Regions from separate parts of the Homo sapiens genome. Here region 2 is linked to region 1. A link is an interaction called in ENCODE POLR2A ChIA-PET data of the cell type or tissue named here. Cell type or tissue: CD4-positive, alpha-beta T cell. All regions are shown on one strand. Each heading gives the region's core, and the rest is flanking DNA. Links, peaks and the distances in the headings are about the cores only.

The links. ChIA-PET counts read pairs that join two places held together with the same protein. Peaks named below come from ENCODE experiments on the same cell type or tissue, not always from the same donor. Only the 100,000 strongest peaks of a DNase experiment are listed, where the experiment ranks them.
Region 2: POLR2A ChIA-PET joins it to region 1 with 8 read pairs; 1 of 35 experiments calls an interaction of 5 or more read pairs at or near these places.

The regions. Positions count from the first base shown.
Region 1 is chr1:243,726,798-243,736,437 of GRCh38, forward strand. The region is part of intron 2 of AKT3 (AKT serine/threonine kinase 3); the gene reads right to left. Among named protein-coding and RNA genes, the nearest start is that of AKT3-IT1, 63 kb to the right of the region's middle. In CD4-positive, alpha-beta T cell, for the core only: no CTCF peak of the experiment used is centred there; a DNase peak (open chromatin) is centred at 4,674.
Region 2 is chr1:244,231,024-244,240,663 of GRCh38, forward strand. LOC105373262 (a long non-coding RNA gene) reads right to left here. Exons shown (of 3, transcript XR_949343.3): 3 at 1-1,252. Among named protein-coding and RNA genes, the nearest start is that of SPMIP3, 120 kb to the right of the region's middle. RefSeq lists enhancers at 8,044-9,243, 8,412-8,731, 8,742-8,791. In CD4-positive, alpha-beta T cell, for the core only: no CTCF peak of the experiment used is centred there; a DNase peak (open chromatin) is centred at 6,658.

The DNA.
Region 1 (9,640 bases), core at 903-8,902:
AAAACAGGTAAGAATTTGGCAAGAATAGGGATAGAAAGCAAAAAGAAACTTGTTTTCCCAAACATCTGGCATCCTTCAACAAACTCTGGCAATGAAAAGTCAAAGCAAAGCAGATAAGATTCTGCCAATCACCTTCTACTTAGGCAGTGGCAATAGGTGGCCTAGCCAAGGCTCCCTGCCTGAGCTGAGAAGAGATGTCAGTATTGTGGTAAAGCCCACCTCCTTGGTCTTCAACAGATTCCTTCCATACCCCCAGGTTATGACAGAAAATGAGCAATTCACACAAGCATAAATGTGAAACATTAACATTTAAAAGGAGCCTAACCTACATAATAAGTGCTGAGGCTGAATACACATTGTGGGTCAAAATCAGGACAAGGCAGCTCAACATGGCATCTGTTAAGGGAAGAAAAATAAAGGGCAGACAAAAGACAACATTTAATCCTAGGTTCAACCTTCATAAATCAGCATACAATACCAAAAGTAAGTTAGTTGATTGATTGATTGATTGATTGAGACAGGGTCTTGCTCTGTTGCCCAGGCTGGAGTGCGATGGTACAATCTCAGCTCAACACAGCCTTGACCTCCTGACTCAAGCAATCCTCCCAAGTAGCTGGGACTTCAGGCATGCACTACCATGCGTGGCTAATTTTGTTCACTTTTTGTGGAGATAGGGTCTTGCTATGTTGCCCAGGAAGGTCTAGAACTCTTGGCCTCAAATGATCCTCCCACCTCAGCCTCCCAAATTGCCAGGATTACAGGTGTCAGCCACTGCTCCCAGCCCCAAAAGTTTATTATTATAAGGACTCTTACTCTTCATTGTAATTTATAGGCTGAAATTGCAAAACTGAAAACCCTATTCTTGCAACAATAACTTGAGGTATTTAGAACTCATGACACCAAGTTTCACATCCTCTTTCTTAAGTCTGCAGAAAAGGAACCTCCATCCTTATAGTTCAAAGTCTTTCTAGCAAAGAAAAAAAGAGAACCAAGAAAAAAAAGCATCATAACTATTTTGTAAGTATCAAACTAAAAAATTTGATATAATCTTAGTTTAAAAAAATAATTATAACACTGATTTGATATTTAGGCATAGAGGGATGTTGGTGTTTTATAAGAATTGACCTGACTATAAGCAGCACTCAGCTACATCTCTCAAAAATAAGGGAAAGCCATTTTAAGAGCTTGAAGTAGTATGTTGTAGTCCTATGACATTAATAGTTTAACAGAAACCACATACAACTTGAAGACTAAAACTATCAACTCCCTAAACAACTCACAGTGTACGTTAACATGACTTGACTATTCAGGGAGAGCCTCACCCTGGCAAACGGTTTGATTGTTCATCACAGCAAACTCCTGAAACACGCATCAACGATTCAATAGAAAGCCCCAACAGTATGTAAGATTTTTTGAATCCCTTGCTGTTGCATAATGGTCATCATCCAATTTTAATCAAACACACACACACACCCAGTATTCACTCAACCTCAACCAAACTTTGATTCTCAGTACATACTATCCTTGCTTTCTTCCCTCCAAGAAACCGCCAAAGTTCTAACCAGGTGGTGTACTCCCTTTCTGTGACAGGCAATAAACTCTATCTATAGGTTGTGAGGGAGACACTTGGGCAGCCAGCACTTGATACTATGCCAGCTGTAAGTTTTAATCATTCAGGAATATAGTGCAAAGAGTACTGTGAACTTATGGTGTGCTAATGCATCATACTAGCAATTGTGAATTTAGATCATAAACCTTTGTATTTCACCTAAAACTTTATGGGAACAGATAGGACAGGACAGGCAATCCCAATGCTTTTGTAGAAAAACTGTCTGGTCATATGCTGTCAGTTCTTCACGATTTCAAAGAATAACCACTTGAAAGAAAATTTTCAAAAATCTAAAGACTTAATAAAACTAAGATCAATGAGTTTTAAAGTACGTGTCATTAAAAGCACAAACTCATTTGCAGTCTATGGACTCTAAGGCAAGAGTCATATGCCAGACATCCCAGAAGAGGTAAAAAGTTATTAGAGACAAAAAGGACTTCAGGGAAACTTAGTTTTTCCTTAGGGAAAGGAGTCCTCCATGGAGTCACATGGCCCTCCAATAAGTAGGCATCAGGTAGTGTATCAAGAACTGATACAAGATCAGAAAGGAAGAGCCAATGAGTTAGGAGAAACCAAGGTTGGGTTTCAAGAATTGAGTTGCTACTTGTGCTGAATGATATTAAGAGATGGAGAAAAAGAAAGAGAAAAATGTTCACGCGGATGTCAATGATTTTTACTAGACTCTTCAGAGGAGTAAGAAATCCAAATAAACTAGAGTTTAGGGCAGAAAATTAACTACAAGGTGAGAATATGAAAGATGCCAGTGTGGACAAACCATGCAATAAAATTTTATTAAAAGAGAAGCAGAAATAGAGGCAGTAGCAGAATGGGAAGCAATATGTCAAGAGGGGGCTTTTCTTTTTAGGATGGAAGATACTATTGCACCTTTATATGCCGGTGTGAATGATAAAGCAGAGAGGGAGAGACTGGTAATACAAGAGAGGTAATGATTTGAGATTTTGAAAAGATTAAAAGGGTGGAATTCAAAATACTAGTGAAAATAAGAGCATATGCACTGAGTTTAAAGCATGAGAATATGGTGAGAACATAAATGGGTACAGCCTTTCCAGGAAAAAAATCAAGTACCTCATAGATTATAAAGAGACATGAAAGTAACCATATCCTTTGAGCCAGTAATTTCACTCATAAAAATCTACCTTAAAAAAAGATCTGAAATCTATCTTAACTGTCTAATGATCAGGGAGAACTGTTAGGTAAATAATTATAAAATGCTATTAAAAGTCCTTAATGATATGGGAAAACGTTCATAATATTAAGAGAAAAAAAGCAAGATATAAAATTCCAAATGTTGTATTTTAAAAATAAAAATATGTGCATAGACAAAAGATTAAGGAGACATAAAATATTAGTAATATCTCTGGACAATAAATGATAGATTACAGTGTTCTTCTTTATGTATATTTTTCATTTTCCCTAATAAGAATGGGTCACTTTATTACCAGAATAATTTACTTTCATCTTGCCTGTATTTTCCAAGTCTCTCTACTGACACCTTCCTAACAGCTTTAAATATTTGTGTATTTCAGAAATAAAATTGTGATAGTGGCAGGAGGCAGACAAATTCCTAGGCAGATTGGGACAGGTCCCCAGTGAAACCCAACCTTCAGGGCACACACAGCATGAAGCCTGAAAACCTGGCTGCTCCTTCTAGCTGGAATCCACAACCTGGAGGGAGAATTTCCTTTACGCCTTTCAGCCAATGAAATGGTGTTTTTTCCAGGTCCACCCATGGACCACTCAGCACGCACTTCCTCCTGCCCAGGGACCAATCAGCACACACTTCCTCCATTTTGAGCCCATAAAAACCCCAGCTTCAGCTGGACTCAAGGTAAGTAAGGACTACCCTTAGGAGCTGCCCGCTTTGGGTCTCCTCTCTGCTGAGCTGTTCTGCTACTCAGTAAAACTTCTCCACCTTGCTCACCTTCCAGTTGTCCACGTAACCTCATTCTTCCTGGACAAAGGACCAGAATTCGGGACCCACCCAACAGTGGGCATGAAAAGGGCTGCAACACTTTCCTGGCCAACTCACCAAACTGTGGTGGTGACATGCTCCCATTTGCTGGACTGCAGGAGTGAAAAGCAGTGACACTTCTGGGGGCCGAGACATCAGGATTTCCCAAGCCAGGGCTGTAACACTATAGCCTTCCTGCCTTCTGCCTGCATTGGGCAGCTGCCCCATGTGACAGGAAGTGGCAGTGGAGCTGGGCCAGCCTGGGAGCCGCCGGCTGGGGTGAGGTGGTGGGACTGAACAAGCTGAAACCTGCTCCCCCTGCTCGCCGAGCCGCGGGTGGAGAGAATGAGAGAGCACGCCTGACCCACTCCTTGAGGCTCTGCAGTTGCTGGCGTCCCCAAGTTTTTAGGTGCCACCGCATCCCCCTTTTCCAGACACCAGCACCTGCACCAGAAACTACGTGTGGTACGCCTGCTCCAGCTGCAGCCTGGCAAGGAGCCGGCACCTCTGCCAGCACCCAGAGCTGCCTGCCCCACCACAGCTGGCCGGACCCTGTGTTAGCTCTCTCACACACCCTTCAGTGCTCTGAGCCTGGTTTGCCCTCATCAGGCGTGGGATCCGGGTTGGGCGAACTGAGTGCAGCCTGCCGGGCTGAGTGGGTGGAACGAGCACAGTGGGAGTGAGTGAAACTCAAGCAGGGGCGCCACAGGCCACAATGGTTCCCGGCTGGCAGAGTGACACCTGAAGGATCCCGTGACATTTCGATTATTTCTGCTCATAGCATAAACTCTTATATGTAAGTATCTACCACATGCCAAAATGAAAGCAAAAAATATATATAATAGCCTGCTGTAGATATATATTATGTTGTTGTAGCAGCTCATGTTTTCTACCATCCATACGTTTAAGATAAATGGCATGCAATATCACCAATAATAAGGCAATAGAGAACAAAGAGTCTGCAAGAATTTAGAAAACACTTGCTTTGATATACAGCAAGAACTAAGGGGCAAGAAGAGGTAATGGGCAAGCTCTGAGTCACTCTTACTGGATGGTCTCAGTACAGCAACAGTAACTAGGATAAGCCAAGGCGTCCTCTACACACATAGTGAGGCCAGCTTGAAACAAGGAAGTACATAGTTGCAGACTTGGAAGCTAGCCACCGCAGCTATTTAAAAATCAATAGAGAGATTATTTTTTAAACCCTCTTTATCCAAAAAGAGTGTTCTGTGAAGAGAAATAGAAGGCACTAGAAGTGACGCACTGAAAGATCTCAGTTCATGGAATGATCACATTTGTAAACTAATAGTTTGTGCCTCTTTTTAGAGTCAAAAGTCAGTAAGCTCAAGTCAGTAAGCTCTGGGTTGGAATTCCAGCTCCTGTTTATTAGCTGTGCAACCATGGACCAATGTACTTCACTAACCCTCAGAATCTTCATTTATAATTTCAGGATTATGATATTGTACTTATAGAGCTTTGAAGAGGATAAAATGAAATAAAATGGGAAAACACTCAGTGAAATGCCTCATATGTAATTACCATGTAACGGTTTTTCCTTTCTTCCTAATTTCATTTACCACCTTCACAATTTGTGTCATATTCACATGCCATCTACATTATTTACTTAATATTGTTCCTCATATAGATTTACATATTTTTTCTAAATAAATTTCGCCTCATCTTAACAACACTACCCACTGAGAGGCTGAATATAAAATGGACAACAGTGAGATCATGTATAACCACAGAACTCTGAGCCACAACCTTTGCAACCAACGCAGGATGGCAAACCACAAGCTCTGCAGCCAAGAGCCCAGAACGGTCAGGACTTGGGCAATGACAACCAAGGACCAAACAGAAAAAGCTAAGATGTTCCCCAGACCAGTCACACAAGATACCCACACTTCCAGCTTTCCCATGCCAACAGCCTTCCAACCACAGCATACCTAAAGCTGCCTCTTTCTTCCATTAAAAAGCTTCTCCACTCCCTTGCTGAGCCTACCAAAGGGAAGAGATGGTGGCTGACTGGACGTTTCTCAATCTTTGGAATTACTAAATACAGCAAATGTGTTTTTAAATAATACCCTCAGACTCTAGGTAGTCTAGAAATTTACAACACTGCTTCTTAGTGATGACGGAGTTGTTATATAACACACTGGTTCATTTAAAAGAACAGGAAAAGAGTTTGTGTACTGATAATAAAAATTTAACTCATGTTGAGAAAAATAAGTAATAAATACCAATGAACAAACAACCAGCACTCTCAAGGACTATATGGTGACACATCTATTGTTATGTGCATTTGCCAATCAGTATTGTTATGGTTCTACAAAGAATCCAGTGCACCAGACTGCAGCTAATTATGTATATTCAAGTGATTAGCAAGCACTTGTTGCCTCTTTCACACCACCCTCCAAACAGCAGCCTTTGAGAGGAGAATAGACTGCAAATTTATTGAGAGAACACTGTTAATCCTTTGGGGAGAATGTAAATGTAAACAGGACTACTCTACATCAAGGTGCTTTGACAACAACAATCATCTGCATAAACACATGCTCAACAACAAACAGGTGTTCTATTTCACAACTAGCACCCATTTGATGCTTTCAAGTAAGCATTATGCACAAACTGTTAGAAGTACTTTGAAACCAGCTGCAATTACTATAATTAGCTGCTTTCCTATACTTTGTTTCCTTTTACCTGTTCAGTACTGTGCTATGCCAATTCATACACTCCAAGTAAAATGACCAGTTCAGGACTTTTACTGGTAAGGTATGAAAAGCACACAAACTAGACTCCATTTAAACTAAGTCAACTGGAACTTTCTCCAAATATCAAAAATACTAAAGGCAAAATTCAAATACTTCTATTTTAAAATTACATTAATGAGACAAAAGATAGCTCTCTTTCAAAGCTGTTTAAAGTTTTGACTCATAAGAGACCTCAATTATTGTAGTATTAACTGACTAGAAGAGGAAAAGGGGAAATATTCTAAAAGTCTATCAATTAAAGAATAAATAAAAAGTAGTGCTACATATTCAAATGGAATACTATACAGCAGCTAAAAGGCATAACCTACCAATAGCTTTAGCTACAGCTGTAACTACATTGCACACGGACAGAGCACAAAAACAATATTAAGTGAAAAAAGGAAAATTTCAGAATGCCAATAAGTATAAGCTAACAATCATAAACATATGTAGTGACCAAATCAAAATCTATATACAAGTTATATCTCAGAGACCTTTTGGGTTCAGTTACAGACCTCTACAATAAATATGGCAATAAAACAAGTTATATGAAATTCTGGTTTCCCAGCTCATATAAAAGTTATATTTACACTACACTATAGTCTATTAAATGTGCAATAGCATTATGTCTTTTAAAAAGTACGTATCTTAATTAAAAACATTATTGCTAAAAATGCTAATCAAGTGAGCATATGCTGTTGGAAAAAATGACACAGATAGACTTGCTCAACAGAGTTGCCACAAACCTTCAATTTGTACAAAATGCAATATGTGCAAAGTGCAATTAAACAAAGCACAATAAACTGAGGTACAACTGTAACCATTAGCCTAATTCTAAAACCAAAATTTTCAAATGTATTAATATAAATCTCAGAAAATCCAAAAGTCAAATATGGCATGAACTCTCAACAGAAAAAAATTAGCTAATTCTCTTAAATCCAATCCAATGATAAACACACTGTCAAGTCCATGAGGGCTGTGACTATTTCAGCACTGTGTACTGCTGTATCTCCTGTACCTCACTGGCACTTCCAGTAAGTAATATTTCATCAATAAAGTATTTATGAAGGAGTGAATCAATGTATGTATGAATGTGTAAATGAGTGCACAAATCAAAGTTCACAAATAAACTGAAACACTGAAGTATTGTTTAAAAATATACAGTGTGAACTATAAAAAGGAAAAAGAATACCAGGTCACATTACTCCATTACAGTCATGCATTGCTTAATGATGGGGATACATTCTGAGAAATGCATCATTAGGCAATTTCCTCACTGAGTGAACATCATAGAAACACCTAGTTTTTAGGCTACAAATCTGAACATGTTACTGTACTGAATACGCAGTTCTAACACAATGGTATCTGTGTATCTAGACAAATCTAAACATAGAGAAGGTACAGTAAAAATACAGTACACAGGGTAAAAAAAAAAGTGGCACACCTCTATAGGGCACTTACCACGAATGGGGCTTGTAGGACTAGAAGTGACTCTGGGTGAATCACTGGTGAGTGAATATGAAGGTCTAGTATATTACTGTAGACTACTGTGGACTTCATAAACACCGTACACTTAGGCTACAATAACAAAATATTTTTCTTTCTTCAATAATAAATTCAGCTTACTATAACTTTTTTACTTCATAAACTGTTTAATTTTGTAGCTTTTTGACTCTTGCAGTAACACAGCTTAAAGCACAAATACACTGTACAGCTGTACAAAAGTATTTTCTTTATATCCTTATTCCATAAGCTTTTTTCTACTTAAATTTTTTTTACCTTTTTTGTTAAAAACTTAGATATAAACATACATATTAGCCTAGACCTACACGGGGTCAGGATCATCAATATCATTGTCCTCCTCCACATCTTGTCCCAGTGGAGGGCTTTTGGGGGCAATAATGTGCATGGGGCTGCCATCTCCAATAACAACGCCTTCTTCTGTAACACCTCCTGAAGGACCTGCATGAGACTGTTTTACAGTTAACCTTTAAAAAAGAAAATAAAGCAGAGAGAGTACACTCTGAAATGACAACAGTATAATAAATACATAAACCAGTAACACGGTCATTTATTATCATTATCAAGTACTATGTACTGTATATAATTGTATGTGCTACACTTTTGTACAAAACTGGCAATGCAATAGGTTGGTTTACACCACCATCACCATAAAAACGTAATGCATTGTGCTATGATGTTACATCACTAGGCAATAAGAATTTTTTAGTTCCATTATAATCTTATGGGATCGCTGTCATATATGCAGTCCATCATTGACTGAAACATCATTCTGCACCACATGACTATTTTTCAACATGTTTCTAAAAATATCATCTAAGTATGATATTTGAAACTTTAACTGGCTACTCATACCAAAAGCAATTTGTAACATTACTTTATACCCAGAAAAATATTTCGTTGCGTTTCCTCTCATAACATTTTCCACCATTTTTATTAGAGACTACTGTAACATACCTAGCAACAAACGTTAGCATGAGTAGCCAGCTCTTACTATCAGTCATCACCAGTCATTCTCATAGTTGATATGAGTTGTCCAACTATTTCCATCTTTTTATTAGATAGCTGCAAAAGTGGGTGCATGCTCACCACAATCACCTGTGGGAAACAAATGTAAACCCAACTGATGGGTCAAACTGTAGAGGAGAGAAGCCAATGACAGGTATTTGAGACAATGCCATGGAAGAATAAATAGAATGGGAGAATGAATTTGAAGTTCAAAGTATGTATTTCAAATATTATTAAAAAGTAAAATTATTCTTCCTTGTGCTAGTGCTAAACACAAAATACATCCTAAATAAATATTAAGTACAGTGGTAAGTAATTTAGGGGGAGATGCATTTAGCTTTGGTTATATTTAGCCTAAACCATCTGCCACATACTTTTTTTAATCTGTAAAAATAAGAAAATGCAAGTGCTAGACAGAAAGCTTGAGATGGGGGTAAAAAGTATATGCTTTGTAGTCAAATACATGGATTCAAATCCTGGCTCTGCCACTTATTATCAGTGTAACCTGGATAACAATCCCTCTGAAACTCCCATTTCACTAGAAAACTGGATGATAATAATTTGGTAACACCTACCACAGAAAGTTGTTCTAAAGCTTAGGTTATTTTATATAAACCAATTAGCATAGTGCCTGGCACATACCATAGTGAGTAATCAATGTTAGAAATTACAATTACCAATCATTGTCTTAGTGATAAATCAACATTCAGATTCCAAAAACCTGGGGTCAAGAAAAACATAAAAGGCCTTAAATGGCTGTACTTGATGCCCACTGTTAAT
Region 2 (9,640 bases), core at 670-8,669, 500 kb after region 1:
ACACTGGTGATATCTGGGCCTCAGACCCAGAACAGCTGGGCCAGGCTTCAATGACAGGGGTCCAGGGATATGGCCCAGGAGCCCGGTGAGTTTCTGCCCCGTCCCACCTTCCCCAGGTGGGAATAACAAAAGTAACGCTGCTTCCCTGAGTGCTTCATGGAGTCCTCACAGACGAGGGCTGGTGGATCAGGAGTTACATACTCCATTTCATAGATTAGGAAACTAAGACCAGACAGGGCAAGAAACCTGGCCAAGGTTTCACAATTGCTCAGAGGTGAAGTTGGAAGCTGACTCAACAGCCCAGTGGCCTCCTATCCCCGGGTGCGCTGCCTCCGGACCTGGCTTCCTGGGGCCCTGGCCAGTTTGCTTGGAGGTTTCCCAGACGCCCTGTTCGCCCTCCCAGCCAGCCACAGCCGAGTCCTGGGTGAGCCCATGAGAAGAGGCCCCAGGACCCTCTAAAGCAGGCACTGGGGGAGACCCAAGCAGAGTCAAATGCTGAGCTCTTGGCCGGGGGGCAGGAATCTCCAGCTCCCTCCTCCCTTTTGGCAGCAACAAGTGTGAGGGTTCCCCTCCCCCCGACCCCTATCCATTGTAGCAGGGCGCTGCAGAGCAGCTGGCAAACACAGAACCAAACACCTGTGTGCCAGATATTACAGCTGCATGTGTGAAACGCGATCCGTCTGCAGCGCCTGTCACATGGCGGGTCCAGTTGTTGCACTCGGGGCGGGTTGGAAAAGGAACCATGGGAGAGAACTTTCAGTGGCAGAATTTCAAAGCTCAGGCACCCACCGTCCCCTTCCTCCCACCCCCAGCATTTTATTCGCTCCTCTTTTTTGGCACTCGGCATTTCCGGCTGAGTTTGCCTTTCACTAATTCCCCAGCGGTGACAGTGCTGGGAGTTGAATCCTCCGCAGGGTGACACACACTGCACGACAATAATACAGCTACTTAGCGTGCTCCGAGGGCTCTTCATCTTCAAAGCAGTTGTTTCACGACTTGCTCCAAGGGCTGCACATCTGGCGGAAACGTTTGTGGATCCCGGGTTGGTGGGGTGCCTTCAAAGCTGGGGTGCCTGGAGGACACCCAGAGACATCCTGCAGTTGGGCTTAGCACCTCCTCCCTGGTGAGGTCTCATCCCCGTCGCTGCCAGTGTGTCTATTCCAAAGTCTCGGGCTCTTCACCTGCTTCGCAGAGACATGTTCGTTTTCTGCCAGAATCACTTTCAGGGCTTTGGTTGATGTCACCAATTAGCCTGCATATGGAAAAGGGGGAAAAATAGGACATTTCACAGGTGCTAAAGAGGGTGGGAAGGGGAAGGAGACAAGAAGAAAGGAACCAGTTGTTTCCGGATATTAACTCACAGAAGGTCTTTCCCCAGAAGGTGGCTTTCCCCAGAAGTGGGATAAAAGATTTTCACCCACTACCAGCTAGGAGGCATTTACCATGGTGGAACAGAAAAGAGGAAATAAAATCCAAAATAGAAAAGCATACCTCAAATATATCCACCTGACCTGAATACCACAAACTCCGTGAGACCTCAAATTTCTTGGGGTTTTGGACTAGCCAGGAAATAGGAGATTGTTATTACATGTAAGAGACACCTGTCTATCAAAACCAAGTGCTTTACACAAGTTATCCTGTTTATTCATCAATCAATCAAGTAACATTTATTCAGTCAATCCTCACTACAACCTTTTGTGGTAGTTTCTATTATTACTCCCAATTTACAGGGAAAAAAGTCAAGGTTCAGGAAATTAAGTGAAATTTAGTGAATTTGTGAAAGGTCCTCTAGATAGTAAGTTGGCAGAGAAAGATCTGAGACCAGAACAGAGATCTGGACCCCAAAGTGAATGAATGCACCAGAACTCTGGTTGGTTCTCCCCACGGTCCTAAAACACTAGGCTTGGGTGACGTCAGCGGGGGAGAGGGCCAAACGCAGATTGACGCACCACCCGACATGCTCAAAGGAGAAACCTCAGATTCATATTTTCCAAAGTTCTCACCTGTCTCTCCTCAACTTTCCCTTCAACTAAACACAAAACACATCATGAAATCCCATCTCTACTAACAAAATACAAAAAATTAGCCGGGCATGGTAGCGCACGCCTGTAGTCCCAGCTACTCAGGAGGCTGAGCTGGGAGGATCACCTGAGCCCAGGAAGTAGAGGCTGTGGTGAGCTGAGATAGCACCACTGCACTCCAGCCTGGGTAACGAGAGTGAGACCCTGTCTCAAACAAACAAACAAACTAACTAAATAAATAAATAAAAACAAATAAACAGATAAATAAATAAAATTGTAATTCCAGAAGTCATTTTATACGAACCCAAATTAGTTTTTTTACCTTTTCACTTTGAAAAAAAATTACATGGAAACTATGTCTGTTTGCCCCATCGTCCCCCTTCCTGCACGTCATCACCACCGTCAGCCCTGTTGCCACAAAAGGTGGCACTTTCTTGGTCCTGTACAGAATGTAATTTTCACTTGCCCCTGGAAAATCAATATGGAAAGGCTCTAATTCCCCAGATCTCGATTTTTCAATAAAAAAGTGAAAATGAAACTCTGCGGGATTGCAGCCAAAATGGTGCCCTGAGCCAACCGCAGTCTGGAGGGAGACTCAGAGTTTCAGAGAAAACACCAACTTTTGACATTGTTCTGCTCAGATGACCCATCAGATGGGAGCAGAAGCCAGTGTCTAGGGGTCTATGACATAGACCGGGGTCTATGAGACTCGGCAGTGCTCCTTCCAGAAAGGCTTCTCACTCCAGAGGGATTCGGGGCAAAACTCTGCCTGTCCCGAGGTGCTACTGAGGGCCGGGATAGTAACAGGGAAAAGCTTAACTTTGGACCCAAAACATCCATGAGTTAAAATTCTGTCTCCATCATATTATAATGGCTACTTTCTGCTTAGCAGCTCTGATGATCTGATTTCGTCAACCCAAAGGAGGAGGAGGAAGAGGAGGAGAGAAGCTGAAGTTGTTGATTGAGCTCTCAGCGTTGACATGAGGAGTCCATGAAACAATCTACAGGAAGGCACCCCAAACGAAGCCTGGCTGGGAGTAGACATTCAATAGGGTGCATTTCCTTCCTGCCGCCACCCCCTCTGTCCCTAGAATTGAGGTTGAACAACTGATACCCTTCAGTACCTAGTGTTGTCAGTGGAGGGCCACAGTGAACTATTCAGTCCCCTACCCTAGGGCCTCCTAATCCCCCCACGATGGTGACAGACATAATGAAAGTGCCGTCGCCTATCTGCAGACTCTGTGACCAGACACCCTCCAAAGCAAAATCACCAAGGGCTCTTCTACAGCTCTTTCTGTGGCTGTTTTAACACTGACACCTGAGAAAGAAGAGCAGCCCCCAGCTTGAGACCTCATCCTGTAACAGGAGCTGGGCTTCCTGGCTGCTGCTGCTGCTGCTGCGTGCCCCAGGACAGCTCAGCCCGAGCCAAGCGCAGTGCCTGCCATTAGAGTGCGAGTCCCAGGACGCTTGGCTGCTGCCACCTGATCCTGGGTGGGTCACGTAGCTTCTGGGTGCTTCAGCGTCCTCAGCTGTCGAACAGGTTAATAATAGTGAGGCATGCTCTGACCCAGCGCAGTGGGGTTTAGCCAAGAGAAGCCTCCCTGACAAGTTCAATGATGGGAAAAAAAGAGACGACATTTTAAAGAACAAAACCACATAGCATTGAAGTTTGTTATTTCATGCTTATGTTCCTCTTGTGCCCCAAAGCAAAGGAAAGGGAATATTTAAGGTCCCCGAGATAACACACACCCACTTCTCCAGGTTTCCTGGTGTCTCTCTGTTGAATACGGCTCAGTCTTATGAGTTGCTTTCTTGCCAACCCCAGTAGCTTCCAAACCTGTGACCTGGAGGCTGTGCAGTGAGGGAGGAGGCAGGAGAGGGAAGGAATGGAGTGGAGGCTGGCTGTTGCAGGCAACCGCACAGGGTTTTAATGACTGCCCCGCCACCTCCACTTCCAGGTTCACCAAGACTCTATGCAATGGGAGAGGGGTAATTCCTCAGGAATTGTTATCATCAGAAAATGAAGGGATGGATTCTAGAGGGGTGCAAATAATTGATGCCAAGTACGATATAAAAGCATTGCTGAATTTTTTTAGGAAAACAAAAATAAGCAAACAAGTCTGCCTCCCCACACATGAATAGAACCAATTTGATTGACATGAAGAACTGGGGCCTTGAAGACAGTGTTTTCTGGCTAGGCATGGAGACAGGGACCATTGGCCACTAGTGCTTTGGGATTTCCTGAGTGGGAATGCCAGAGATTACTAAAGATTCAGCTGAGACAAGAGCCTCCTAAGCCACACCCATGGAGTTGCTCATCCAACCTTATCTAACAGCAAGAAGTTGGAAACAACCTAAATATCTATCAATAGAAAACTGACTAGGTCACACATACAATGCCATACTACTGTTCCATTAAAGGCTATTAAAAATGGGCTGGGCACGGTGACTCACGCCTGTAATCCCTGCACTTTGGGAGGCCAAGGCCAGTGGGTCACCTGAGGTCAGGAGTTCGAGACCAGCCTGGCCAACACGGCAAAACCTTCTCTCTATTTAAAAAAAAAAAAAAGCTACTAAAGAGAAAAAAAGAAAAAATAAAGATTCACACATAGAAAGATGCCCCCATAATATAGTATCAAGCAAAGAAATCAGTTTATATAAATTGTATGATATTATCCCATGTAGGTGAAAGGGAATCCACACATCTACGTTGCGTATATATTGAGAGGTATCCTGAAAGATGTTTGCAAAAATGTTACTGCAGCTTCTTCACGGGATAAGATCTTGACTGATCATTTTTCTTTCTTCCTTGTTCTCTTCTGCATTACTTGACTGTTCCTTTCCTTACAAAGAGCACTTACTTTTTTAAAAAAAGCACTATTAAAAATCCATCTCTGTAAGAAGTAACTTTCATCTTTTTATCTTGGTGGAAGTTTGTGATTGAATAGTGAGAAGGGCATTGAACATCTTCTTGATCTTCCAAGATATACTCTGATTAATAGAGAATAAAGCCCTCTCTGATTTCCTAATATCACATAAAATACCAAGGAGAAGGAAAGTAAGGTAGGAGGTCATCGAAAGTATTTCCTTTGACTCTGAGAAATCCTCTGTCCCAACTCTCTTGCAAAGAAAACTAAACTAGCACATACCGTATAAGGTCTGTTTTTCCATAGCCATGTCCTCCCCCTTTTCCTTTAGCACTTTTGTTCAAACATGTATTGAACCGGTGGGATATGCAAGACCTTCTCTTGGGAACTCATCAGCTCGTCTGGGACCTATGCTTTGTTTCAGGCTTAGTACTTAAAACAGTCACAGAGGCCAAGGTCATGGTGAAGGAAGCTGACTACCCAACTGGGGTCTTCTCGTCGGTGGAGTGAGTCAGCACTGATTACAGAGCATCTGAGGCCTCTCAGAGTGAAGTACATTTGCAAAGTAGTCCCTCCTCTGCACTCACATGCACAGTCTGGAGAGTCAGGTTGTCATCATTCACTCAACATCCATTCATTCAGTATTTACTGAGTGCCCACTGACCGTCAGGATGGTGCTGGGAGCTAGGTCCAAAGCGGCGAGCTAAGTACAATCTCTGTCCTCAAGGAGCTTACATCTTAGCGGGAGAAGTTGGACAATTAAACACATGCACACACACTTTAGGAGGTAATAAGTGCGATGCAGGAAGGCCAAATGGGGTAAGGAGACAGAGTGACAGGGTGGCTGGTGCTAGATAGGGTTGTCAGGAAGGTCCCATTGGATAAAATGACCTCTGAATGGAGACCTGAGAAACGTGAGGGACTGAGGATGAGGACACCGGAGGTAAGAACATTCCAGGCCGGGGAGCAGTATGTGCAAAGGCCCTGTGGGAATGTTTGCTCAACGCATTCCAGGAACTACAAGCAAGTCAGTGTGGCTGAAGGAGAGCAACCAAGCAGAGTGGGTAGGAAGCAGGCCACCCGAGCGTGGAGAGGCCTAGCCCTGCAGGGCTCCATGGGCTGTTGCAGGGACTTGGCATTACGTCCTGAGTGGGATGGAAAACACTAGAAGAGTTTTAAGTAGTTACATGATCTAACATAGTGGAGGCTGCATTTTTTTCCTTTTTTTTTTTCAAGACAGGGTCTCACTCTGTCACCCAGGCTGCCATGCAGTAGCATGACCACAGCTCGCTGCAGCCTCAACCTCCGATCTCAGGTGATCCTCCCACCTCAGCCTCCCTGGTAACCGGGACTACAAGTGTCCACCACTACGCCCAGCTAATTTGTTGTATTTTTTGTAGAGATGGGGTTTCACGATGTTGCTCAGGCTCTCAAATTCCTGGGCTCAATCCATCTGCCCTCCCTGGCTTCCCAGTGTGCTGGGGTTTCAGGTGTGAGCCACCGTGCACTGGCCATGCATTTTGTTTTTTCTAGAAACAGTGGAGAAAAGAAAAGATACCAAATAAATAAGAATTAAGAGACATAATTTTTTAAAAGAAAGAGACTGTCCAAAAGGACTCCAAACACTGCTGTGGGTTTCCTACTTTGCATAACAGTAATTCATTTACCTTGTATGAATGAATGCCTTTCCTCAAAAAGTATCATAAACAGTATTCAGGCAATGGTCTTGGAAAGCAGAACTTGCCTCAAGATGACAATAGGAGCCTTGAGCAAAGCAGTACGTCCCAATGAGTCACCAGGGACTTTTCCGTCCTTCTTTGCCAGAGTGAAGGCCATTTCCATCTCCTTTCTCCGAACCCACCTTAAAGATGAGAATGAGCCGGCCGGGCGCAGTGGCTCACGCCTGTAATCCCAGCACTCTGGGAGGCCGAGGCGGGCAGATCACAATGTCAAGAGATCAAGACCATCCTGGCCCACATGGTGAAACCCCATCTCTACTAAAAATACAAAAATTACCTGGGCTTAGCGGCAGGTGCCTGTAGTCCCAGCTACTGGGGAGACTGAGGCAGGAGAATCACTTGAATCTGGGAGGCGGAGGTTGCAGTGAGCCGAGATCGCACCACTGCTCTACAGCCTTGCAACAGAGCAAGACTCTGTCTCAAATAAATAAATAATAAAACATAAGAATGAGTCTGAGGTGTACCCTTGGTTTCTTCTTTCTGTAAGTCCAGAGTCATCCATCCTGTCACGTTTTATTTTTAGCACTAAATTAATTTTTTAAATCTATTAATGAAATTAACAATAGCTAATATTTATTTGGTATCTACCACATGCTTTATAAATATTACTAATTTAAATTGTTATAAGAACCCTTTTCGTCCAACAATCGGGGCATGGAAGATAAAAGAAAAAAAGAACCTTTCAATACCATTATTACCCCCATTTTAGTGTCCAGGACATTGAGATGCGCAAAGGCTGAAAATACTTGCACCCAGTTTTATCTGTGGGTCATAGCAGAGCTGGAATTTAAACCTACTGCTGTCTGAATATAAATCCTGTGTTCTTAGCCAGTAAGCTATACCGCCCCTAACCAACGTGCAGGGCCAGAGTCCAACAGGGATATATAAGCATAGATCCTAGTTGCTTGAATTCAGAGACTAGTTGGAGCCAAGACCAACATAGAGAACCGAAAAGGGAGAGGGTAGCCGTGTACCTGTGGGAGCGGTCAGACCCCAGAAGGAAGGCTTTGGGGAGCAAGTGCAGCAGGGGCCAAGGTGTCAAGGGTTATTCATTGTTAAGTATTCACTGTTGCCATGGGTAGTATGCACATCTGACAACCCTTCAAGCAGTGTGCATGCAGCTGTGTGAACATGTGTGTCTCCACTCAACTTGGGCCAACTAGGAGTAAGACCTTCTTCCATTAGTGAAGAAAGTATATTTAGCTGGGCATGGTGGCTCTCGCCTATAATCCCAGCACTTTGGGAGGCCGAAGTAGGCAGATCACTTGAGGTCAGGAGTTTGAGCCCAGCCTGGCTAACATGGTGAAACCCTGTCTCTACTAAAGATACAAAAATTAGATGAGCGTGGTGACAGGCTTCTGTAGTCTCAGCTACTCAGGAGGCTGAGGTGGGAGAATCACTTGAACCCGGGAAGCAGAGGTTGCAGTGACCTGAGATCACGCCACTGCACTCCAGCCTGGGCAACAGAGTGAGACTGTCTCAAAAAAAAAAAAGAAAGAAAGAAAAAGAAAGTATGTTTGGACACCTAACAGCAACTAAGTTCTCAGCTCAAGAAGTCTGGAGCTTGATGAGGTGAGCCCTTAAGTCGATTTTTCTAGTAGCTTCCGTCTATGGAGCACTCATTCTGATCCAGGCACTCCGCGATGCACTTGCCAAACATGAGTGTAATCTAATCCTCACTGCCTGAGGAGCTGGTTTCTCCATTTTGCAGATGAGCTGAGTAAGGTGACCAAGGTCTTACGGCTTAGAGATGTAAGAGCTGTGACCCTATCCCGGCTGATTCAAAGGCCAGTGTCTTAATCTGATGTGTGCTTCCTAATTTCTAGGCACTCAGACTATACTCAGGGTAGTATAAGCAGTGTATGTGTGCATGTGTGTGTGTGAGAGAGAGAGAAAGAAAGAGAGAGAGAGAGAGAGCTCTAACAGGCACTGGAAATCCAGGCAGAGGGCAGGCCCAGACTTGTCCCCTCTAGCAGTACACACAGAGGAGAGAGGTTTGGGGCTTTAATCCCCATCTGAAGTTCTGCCACTGTTTATAGAACTACCTTGCACAGTCACTCTCAGAACAAAGCTTTTGCTCAAAGAAGCCCACACCCTCAGGCTGGGCAGGTGTGTCTGAGGCTGGGTTTCCTGCCATAGACATCCTGGCCATTTCGGCAGCAGCTGTACCCCAGGACCTCCATGGATGCCTCTCCTGCCTCCCTGCCCTGCTCCACTCATCTGGGCTCACAGGATGGGTTCAGCTCTCTAGGTTCTTCATCCAAGGTCTCATCCCAGCCCTGAATGCTCATGGGAGACCGTCAGCAATGGTGAAACCACCAAGATGCTGAAAAGAGATGCCCTGGTGGGTCCAGGCCTCTCAACCAAAAAGACTCGAAAGCCCTTTCCTTTCGACAGGTTCCTTCTAACCTAGAGGATGATGGCCTCTTACCTTCCAGCCTTGGAATGCATCCAACCATCACTTACTGAGCATCCATAAGTCCTATTTCTTGTTGTTTTTAAAAATAAAAGAAAGAGGCTGGGTGCGGTGGCTCATGCCTGCAATCCCAGTACTTTGGGAGGCCAAAAAGGGAGGATCGGTAGAGGCCACAAGTTTTGAGACCAGCCTGGGCAACATAACAAGATCCTGTTTCTAAAAAATAAAAAGAAAAGAAAAAGCCAAGTGTGGTGATGCCACAGTAGCCAGGAGTAGGCCTGTAGTCCCAGCTACTCAGGAGGCTGAGGTGTGAGGGTCACTTGAATCCAGGACTTCGAGGGTACAGTGAGGTACGTGACTGTATGATCACACCACTGTGCTGTACTCCAGCCTGGGTGACAGAGCAAGACCCAAGACCCAATCTCAAAAAAAAGAGAGAGAGAGAAAGAGAGTATTTATTTCCTCTTAGATGTAAAAGGCTTTGTCTATTCACCTTGGTATGTGACCTTGTTTGCTATGAGTAGGTATCTGAAACTCTTAATTTATTTGAGTCAACTTAAATCAAGCTGATCTGCAAATTTTAGAAGTTTCCTGTGT